Linked DNA regions of Homo sapiens: all the other regions are linked to region 2. The links are chromatin contacts, found by Hi-C or POLR2A ChIA-PET in ENCODE. All regions are on one chromosome and are shown on one strand. Each heading gives the region's core, a stretch centred on a gene start or an enhancer-like site at or near the end of the contact. The rest is flanking DNA. Distances are from core to core; before and after follow the strand shown.

Region 1 (2,700 bases), core at 188-2,687, 490 kb before region 2:
TTTCTCTCTCTCTCTTTTTTCTTTTTTTTTTTTTGAGACGGAGTCTCGCTCTGTCCCAGGCTGGAGTGCAGTGGCGGGATCTCGGCTCACTGCAACCTCTGCCTCCTGGGTTCAAGCTATTCTCCTACCTCAGCCTCCCGAGTAGCTGGGATTAGAGGTGCGCGCCACCACGCCTGGCTAATTTTTGTATTTTTAGTAAGAGACGGGGTTTCACCATGTTGGCCAGGCTGGTCTCTCCTGACCTCTTGGTCTGCCCACCTCAGCCTCCCAAAGTGCTGGGATTACAGGCATGAGCCAGCATGCCCGGCCAACTGTCTTTTCTTTTAACTTGCCTATGTGCCTTTGAAATAGAATAAAGGAAAGATCATTGTTACTTTACAGAGTGCACATGATTTGCATAAATGCCCAGGAAGATACAAAGTAATATTTTTATTCCTTAAAGTAAATACGATGCTCATCTTTAAATAGAAGATAATAGATTACTTCTCACCCTTTCTGACCCTGTCTTTAATTCTTAGTCTGTTTTTTTTTTATCCTGTGACATTGTCTCATTCACTTCTCCCTCTTAATAACAAATCCTCATGTATCTCTACCACCACAAAAAATGTTGTGTGTTTTTGGGGGGTTAAAAATGGTTTATGGTTTGTTTGGGTTAAATTACCCTTGAGATTTGGAGTTTCCTGAATATACACTGGGAAATAATTGGTATAGAAAATGGGAAATCTCACTAGAAAAAAATGTAAGAAAAAATTTTTAAAAATAATTAAGCCTATTTATTAAAGAACAAATATAAGATGGCGAGGGAGTTAGGCATAACAACGTATGGCTGTATCTAGTTATGTGAAGTCATTCTTTTAACAGATGGCTTTTTCCTTGTATCGTTTTGTTGGCATTGATGGATATTTGAAACATAAGAAAAAGTGAAGTGTGTGGGATGTGTCCTCCGTGTAAAATCTCTTTTGCCTTGTGCTTCGTTTCCAGCATGATTCTTGTTTTCCAAATTACTAGTTGCCCCTCCCAGCATGATGTCAAATTTAGTAAGCATATTTGCTTACTGCTCTTGGTCAGCATTTTCTTGAAATATAAACAGCAGTGAGTCTAACAAAAATCTGTAAAATACCACGAAGGTTGATCCTAACAGTACCTTATGGAAGCTGGCAATTCTGCAAATAATCTGAAACCATGTGATGCAGATGATTCGATTTCCATAGACTCCTGTAGTGGGCAGTTTCTGAGGCTGTGCAAGTTAAAATCATATTCTCATCTAGATGTTGAAGATGCTTATCTTGGCCTGTTATCAGGAACTTGATCACCAACTTTCTGTAGGTCTCTGCTGGTGTTGGTCAATATTTTACTATCCTAAGTCATTAGGAAAGTGAAAATATTGCACAGTTAAAAAGGGAACAGTAAGGCATACTGTCCTGTGCTGGGTCTTATTTGTACATCCTGTTTAGAAATCGGCACAGTCTGCTAACAGAATAGAGAACAGCAAAAAGGCACATAGGGAAAAGTTATGGTGATACTGAGAAAAGTAGGGGACTACCTGTTTTAATCCCAACGAGTGAACATTAGAGATGAATTGATTCAATTCCTTTTCTCTTTGTATTCTCCTAGTTAAGTGGATTGGTGTTGGTAAATCCAGAGAATCTATGATTCAACTCTTTTAATGATTGCCAGTAATGCAAGAAACACTCCTTGAGAGGGAGGGGAAAAGACTTTCTTAAATATTTCATTTATGACCTGCAAATTCAAGAATAAAGACACTGAAGTAAGTTTGAAGCCCTACAGTTGTTTCCAGTCTTTTCAGATGGATGCCTACTGTGGAGATTAACTTTGGCATATTCCAGTGTCAGCTTTCTTTAGCTGGAATTGCCAAATCATTTGTTGCTCCTGCTGCTCTCATGGTGCCACGTTTTTTTTTTCAATGTTTAGTAATAGTATAATCCATGTTGTTTGATATCAAAAGTAGAATTACTTTTAATGTAGTTTTTCTTCATTATTGTCATTGCGTGTTCTTAAGTTTTACCCCTATTAGATGGTAAGAACAATTAATGCAGTTTTGCACAAATATTTTTACATTCTGATCATTCAGTTCTGTCATTGTAATCTTTGTTGTTAGAAACAAATGATGAAAACATAGGGGTTCTGTAAACTTTTGTAATGCTATGAATTCTGTTTAAATTTTGGGCTGTCTATTTTCTGCTGAAACCATGCAAAATTGAGCTTTGGTGGGGCTGGGAGGGGGTTATGTATTCATGGGACCTTTAATTTGTACAGAACACAGAACTTATTTCTGTCAGTTATTTAATACATTGAAAATTTAGTGAAATGTTCAAAGAGAATAGATGTTTCCCAAAACAACAATCTTTATGTTAAAAATAGTCATTAAAAGATCTGTTGTAATATATGGTGGATATTTTTCTTTAATTTCAAACATTACCTCTGAAATGTGTATCTTTTCTTTTTTATCTTACCATTAATTTTAAATCTAGTGGATTGGTTTTCAACATCGTGCCTGCCGATATGCCTACAGAATCATCTGTAAGTGTCAAAATGAACCCACGTTGTTAGCCATAATTTTGATTATGCCTTTATTTCTCCTTTCTTGAAAAAAAAAAGGTGTTATTTTGACAATTAGGCATAACATTGTTTTGTAGATTATCTTTTAATGAACTATTTTAAATGTTAAATTAGGTGCCA
Region 2 (2,700 bases), core at 41-2,540:
AAGAATGGCTCATGTAAAGTAGCTGCACACCAGGTGGGATATTATATTTCAAATCTGTTTCCTTTATGTTTCCATATATTTTCCTATTATTTTTCATTCTTCTGTTGGTCTATGTATGTAATTTTGCTTCTGGCAGCATCTGTCTCTTACTCTTTTGTTTGTTTCTGAGCCTTCTCTCCTATCACCTCTCATGTTTGATAATCTTTTACTTGTACATCTACTCATCCTATACTTCTATTTCACTAAAAGTACAGAAATGTAGGTAAGTCTGCTTATGGCTCCTATATTCAGGATTATATTGTTAAAGCTGTGACTTTGGCCTCTGGGATCAGAGCTGCCAAGAGCAAGACAAGTTCCCTGGCCAAGCGCTCTCGAGGGCAACAGAGACTGGGGCCAGAGGCCAGAGCTGAGCACTCACTATGGGGGCTTGCGACTAGGCTGGGAAGCCCAAGAGGGTCCCTTACTCATTTATTGCCCATGAGCAACCGATACACTTAGTTGGGAAACACACACACACACACACACACACATACACACATACAATCTTCTTTGAAAGAAGGGTTCCTATCAGACTGTCCAGTCAATAACAGCTACTTTCCTCCCCTTCCCCAGTGCAGGGCCCAGCTCTGTACCAAAAACAAACCTGACCTGAAGCAGGACAGGCTCAAACAGCTCAGCTCCCACACCCTGGCTCTTAGGGTTTGTCCAATCCCAATAGAACATAATAAGGAAACTGCTGATTTCCTTAAAAAAGAAAAAAAAAAAAGGAAAGAAATCCAAATCTGCCTAGGTTAACAAAGAAGGGAGGTTCTCCCTGTAGGAAGAGGCAGCAGGATTTGGAAGCCCAGGTTATTGTTCTCTGCGAAGGCTCACTAATTATCAACCGCCCCACAGCCAAGGCTGGCCTTGCCGGGGCAGGTTGGCAGAGGGGCTGCATTCCCTCCCCGTGTGCCCATGTCACCTGCTTTTTGACCTCCTGGGTTACAGCTAAGGCGAGGTTGCAACACATAAACAAGAATTTTCTAAAGAGACAAGAAGATGGCAGTAAACAGAAACGACTTCAATTTAGCTTCCTGCAAGTCTCCTCAGGGTCTGCCTGCAGCCTGGCTGTAGCTCCCGTATATCAGAAGCCATCTACCACAGAATAACAAAAGGGGGCTCTGTGGAATGCCAAAGGCCAAAAGCAGCTCAAGACACCACAGCAGTGCTCCTCAACCGGGAGCAATTTTGCCCTCCAAGAGGTATTTCACAATGTCTGGAGACATTCTTGGTTGTCACAACCGGAGGTGATACTACTGGAAATTAGTGAGCAGAGGCCAGGGATGTTGCTAAACATCCTGAAATGCACGGGGCAGGCCTCACAGCATGGAATTTTCTGGCCCCAAATGTCAGTAGGGCTGTGTTTGAGAAACGCTGCCCTGGAGGAAGACACTAGTTCACCTTTGTAAGAAAAACAGGGGACTGTGAATCTGATTCTGCTAGCATGAGCCCACCACCGTCACCAACCTGGAGGCTTCTAGGGGAGGAGAAGAAGGGCAAGAAGGACTGTGTATTAGAAAGTCACCAGTAATCACTGCAGCTCACAGGAGAGGAAGGGTGTGGTTGCCCCACACTAAGCCTGAGTAAGAGCAGACTTCAAGAAATCCATACCAGCAGCTTGACACGGGTCCTCTGGAATTTAGGAGAAAGAGGAGCTGGTAACCGGCTCTTCCAGGGTACACATCTAAACACAGGAGTCTGACTAGCATTGGCAGAGCAACCAGAGGAAAGACTTCATAGGGAGGAAGCTACACTTCTACCCACAGCACAAAAGGGCTGGCCTTGGGGTGCCATTAAAAAAAAAAAAAGACTCTACCTACAAGGACCCTCTGGAGGAACAGACATCCCCCTGCACAGGGACAGATTGCTAGGATCCCAGGGGCTGAGCATGACCCACAAACACATAGCCAGAGGAAAAGCATTGCCAGAAACAGATTCCAAGAAGGAATTTTTTAAAGACATGGGGTCTTGCTCTGTTGCCCAGTCTGGAGTGCAGTGGTGCAATCATAGCTCACTGCAGCTTTGACCTCCCAGGCTCAAGCAGTCTTGCCTCAGTCTCCCCAATAGCTGGAGAAAGGATTTCTGAGAAACTCGCAAAGGGACTCAAGGAGAGACAGTCATTTTGGACATCGGTCCCACCCAGAAGGGACCACTGCCAGACGTCAATGGTGTCCCTAACTCCCTGCACCCCACCCAGTGCCTGACCCTGGGGAGCCAAAGCAGCCAGCCAGTGAGCGTGAGATGAGGGAAAGCAAGGAGGGAAAATGAGCCGGCCGTGTTCCTCCCTGGCGGGTTTCTAAGTAGAAAGAAGGCCCAAGCTGCGGAGGAGAGAAGCTGTTGTATGATAAAAATATCACATTTTGAAATTGCACCAGGCTGAACCAGAGACATATGATTGTCAGACTGGACTGGGATTTTGGTTCTCTGAGAATAACGATCCAGGAATGTAAAATGGCACAGCTTCGGTGGAAAACAGTATAGCGGTTTCTCAAAAAGTTAAAAATAGCATTACTATATGATTCAGCAATTCCACTTCTGGGTATACACCCAAAAGAATGGAAAGCAGGGAACTTGAATAAAGACATTTGCACACCCATGTTCACATCAGCAGGGTTCACAATAGCCGAAAGGTGGAAGCAACCCATGTATCCAACGACAGAT
Region 3 (2,700 bases), core at 154-2,653, 330 kb after region 2:
GTTATAAATGGTTTATCAGTCATTATTAAAAATTTCAATTTGTAGTTGATTCTTGCTAATATATAGACATACAGTTGATGTTTACTTATTAGCCATACTAATATTAGTTTTAGTAGTCTTTTATTGTAAATATATTGGATTTCTCTATGTAGATGATCATGTCAGGTGAGAACAAAGACAGTTTTACTGCTATTTTCTAATATGTGTACATTTCCTTGCCTTATTAAACTATCCAGGATGTTTAGAACAGTGTTAAAGAGCAGGATAAGAGCAAATATCCTTGCTTTATACCTAATTTTAGGGCAGAAGCATTCATACTGTCACCATTAACCATGTTGTTAGCTGTAGATTTTTCGTAGATGCTCTTTATTAAAAGTTGAAGAATTTCTATTAGTAATTTGATGAGTTTAAATAATCTTAGTTTGATTAGCTCTGCTTCTTTGTTCTTATGGTGGTAGCTTTAGGGTTTAGAATATGTATCTTTTCTCATCACGGTAGACTTTCAAACAATATGCTGTGTCACTTTACCTGTACTGTAAGAACCTTATAACAGCATACGTCTATTTTCTTACCTTCTATCTGAACCTTAAAAGGCATACATCTGTTTCCCTGCCTTCTGTCTTTTGTGCAGTTGTTCTCAGACATTTTACTTCCATGTATTTTTTAACCTTTACAATACACTGTTTTTGCCTTAAGCAATTATCTTTAAAATAATTTTTAATAGAAAAAATGTTTTATATTCATAAAGTAGTCATTTTAAGTGTTCTCTTTTCCTTTGTGTTGGTATACATTTTCATCTATTACATTTTCCTTTTGCATAAAAACTTCCTTTAGCATTTGTTTTTGTAGTGCAGGTCTGATAGCCGTAACTTTTGTTAGCTTTTATTTGTGTGAGAAAATCTGCATTTTGTCTTAAGATGTTTCCCTTTCTTTAAAACAGTTTTGCTGAGTTAATAACAAATTATAAATAATTTGTACATATTTAAAGTGTACAATCTGATAACTTTTGACCCATGAAATCATCACCACGATAAAAATAACATCCCCACAAATGTTCTCCTATACAGGAGATTTTAGGAGGAAAGGTGCATTTGAACTAAATCTTCAAGAACAGGTATGTTCCCCAAATAAGATTAGCTCATTCAATCAAAAGTATGTATTAAATGCTTACTGCGTTCGCTAGGATGAATAAAACAGTCATGATTTCTAGAAGGAGATGCATATTATAAAATAATAAAACAAAATAAACCCAATAAATATAATGGCAACAGAGTGCTGTAGTATGAGAGAGAATGATGGAGAACCTACTATAAATTTAGTTATCTCTTTGAGGAAGTAGTGTTAGGTTGACATTTGAAGGGTATGTGGGAAGGAACTTCCTGTGCTCTGATGAGAGAAGCCTGTTGAGCATGAGACTTTAGGGCACGGCTGTAGATGCAGTCATCTTTTTGCAAGGATGGGCTGAATACCTGTTCACTTACTAAACCGTGGGAGTACAGCTACACTCTAGTGCAGTTCCTGTTAGGCTATTATGAGAGAGAGTTATGGAGAAAATTTCTTCCTAATAGAATGATGAAATATGCTTGTATATTTAGTAGTTTGAGTTAATGCATTTTACATTACTGTATTCCTATAGCATGGCTAAGCTTAACAATAAAAAAAAACTATGTAGTCTTTGCCTTTATAAAGGAACTTAACTTGATAAAGATAAGCTCCCTATTTTAGCAGCAAATAATTCACTTTCCTTTTTGAACAAAGATAAGATTATTCAACTATTATATATGATTTTTAATACTTCCAATGAAAATATTTTACCTCAAAAACCTTAAGGATGATTTTTCTTATAATTTTTTGAGAGGTATTTCTGAATTTAATTTTATTTTTTGCAATACATATTTATGAAGAATATAATATGTGTCATATACTAGGCATGGTGCTGAAGATGCAAAGATATGGTGTACTGTCATAATTTTCTCATTTTCCTATGCCTTTGCCAAGAAAAAAATAGAGCATTAAATTTATAATAAGCATAAATCAGTACATTAATTATTAGTACATTTATTTGAAACCTTTGAATAATTTTTTTCTATTGCAAAAGTGATAATGTACATTCATTACAGAGAACTTCAAAAAGCCAAAAAAATTATTTTAATTCTGTCAAAAAAGTTCTTATTGAATGCTGCTTTCTTCAAGGCAGGCACTGTACTATGTGCTTAGTATACTACATGAGCAAGACAGATGGTCTCTGCATTTAAGAAGGGCATAGGCCAGGCCCAGTGGCTCATGCCCAGCACTTTGGGAGGCCAAGGCAGGAGGATCACTTGAACCCAAGAGTTCAAGACCAGCCTGAGCAACATAGGGAGACCCTGTATCTACCAAAATAGTTAAAAATTAGCCAGGTGTGGTAGCCAGTGCCTGTGCTCCCAGCTACTCGAGAGACTGAAGTGGGAAGATTGAGTGAGCCCAAGAGGTTGAGGCTGCAGTGAGCCATCATGCGACTGCACTTCAGCCTTGGCAACAGAGTGAGACCCTGTCACCAAAACAAAACAAAACAAAACAAAAATGCATAGTATTCTGGGGAATGGATATTAAATAATTACAAGTATTTTTTGAGGTATGAAACAGAAGATAAAAACCACTCTAAATCTTACCATCTAGAAATAATTGCTAATACCGTGTTAATATATTTTCCACTGTTTA

Evidence for each region. Hi-C counts contacts between places; a loop is a spot of excess contacts on that map. ChIA-PET counts read pairs that join two places held with the same protein, here RNA polymerase II (POLR2A).
Region 1: a map of endothelial cell of hepatic sinusoid shows a loop between it and region 2 (3-fold over the local background). The contact joins two enhancer-like sites. A Hi-C loop is called at or near these places in 1 of 168 maps with a recorded cell type or tissue (endothelial cell of hepatic sinusoid). POLR2A ChIA-PET finds 5 or more read pairs at or near these places in 1 of 52 experiments (AG04449).
Region 3: a map of aorta shows a loop between it and region 2 (6-fold over the local background). The contact joins two enhancer-like sites. A Hi-C loop is called at or near these places in 2 of 168 maps with a recorded cell type or tissue (aorta and chondrocyte). POLR2A ChIA-PET finds 5 or more read pairs at or near these places in 1 of 52 experiments (activated CD4-positive, alpha-beta T cell).

Annotation. Positions count from the first base shown.
Region 1 is chr1:244,408,553-244,411,252 of GRCh38, reverse strand. It overlaps ADSS2 (adenylosuccinate synthase 2), which reads left to right. Exons shown (of 13, transcript NM_001126.5): 13 at 1,615-2,700. The coding sequence ends at 1,667. Among named protein-coding and RNA genes, the nearest start is that of ADSS2, 42 kb to the left of the region's middle. Within about 2 kb of position 1,437, at least 2 of the 41 ENCODE cell types and tissues checked have a DNase peak (open chromatin) inside an H3K27ac peak, as active enhancers do.
Region 2 is chr1:243,923,326-243,926,025 of GRCh38, reverse strand. The region is part of intron 1 of LINC02774 (long intergenic non-protein coding RNA 2774); the gene reads right to left. Among named protein-coding and RNA genes, the nearest start is that of LINC02774, 7.3 kb to the right of the region's middle. RefSeq lists an enhancer at 1,070-1,718. Within about 2 kb of position 1,290, at least 3 of the 41 ENCODE cell types and tissues checked have a DNase peak (open chromatin) inside an H3K27ac peak, as active enhancers do.
Region 3 is chr1:243,597,359-243,600,058 of GRCh38, reverse strand. All of the region lies in intron 8 of AKT3 (AKT serine/threonine kinase 3), which reads left to right. Among named protein-coding and RNA genes, the nearest start is that of AKT3-IT1, 200 kb to the left of the region's middle. Within about 2 kb of position 1,403, at least 6 of the 41 ENCODE cell types and tissues checked have a DNase peak (open chromatin) inside an H3K27ac peak, as active enhancers do.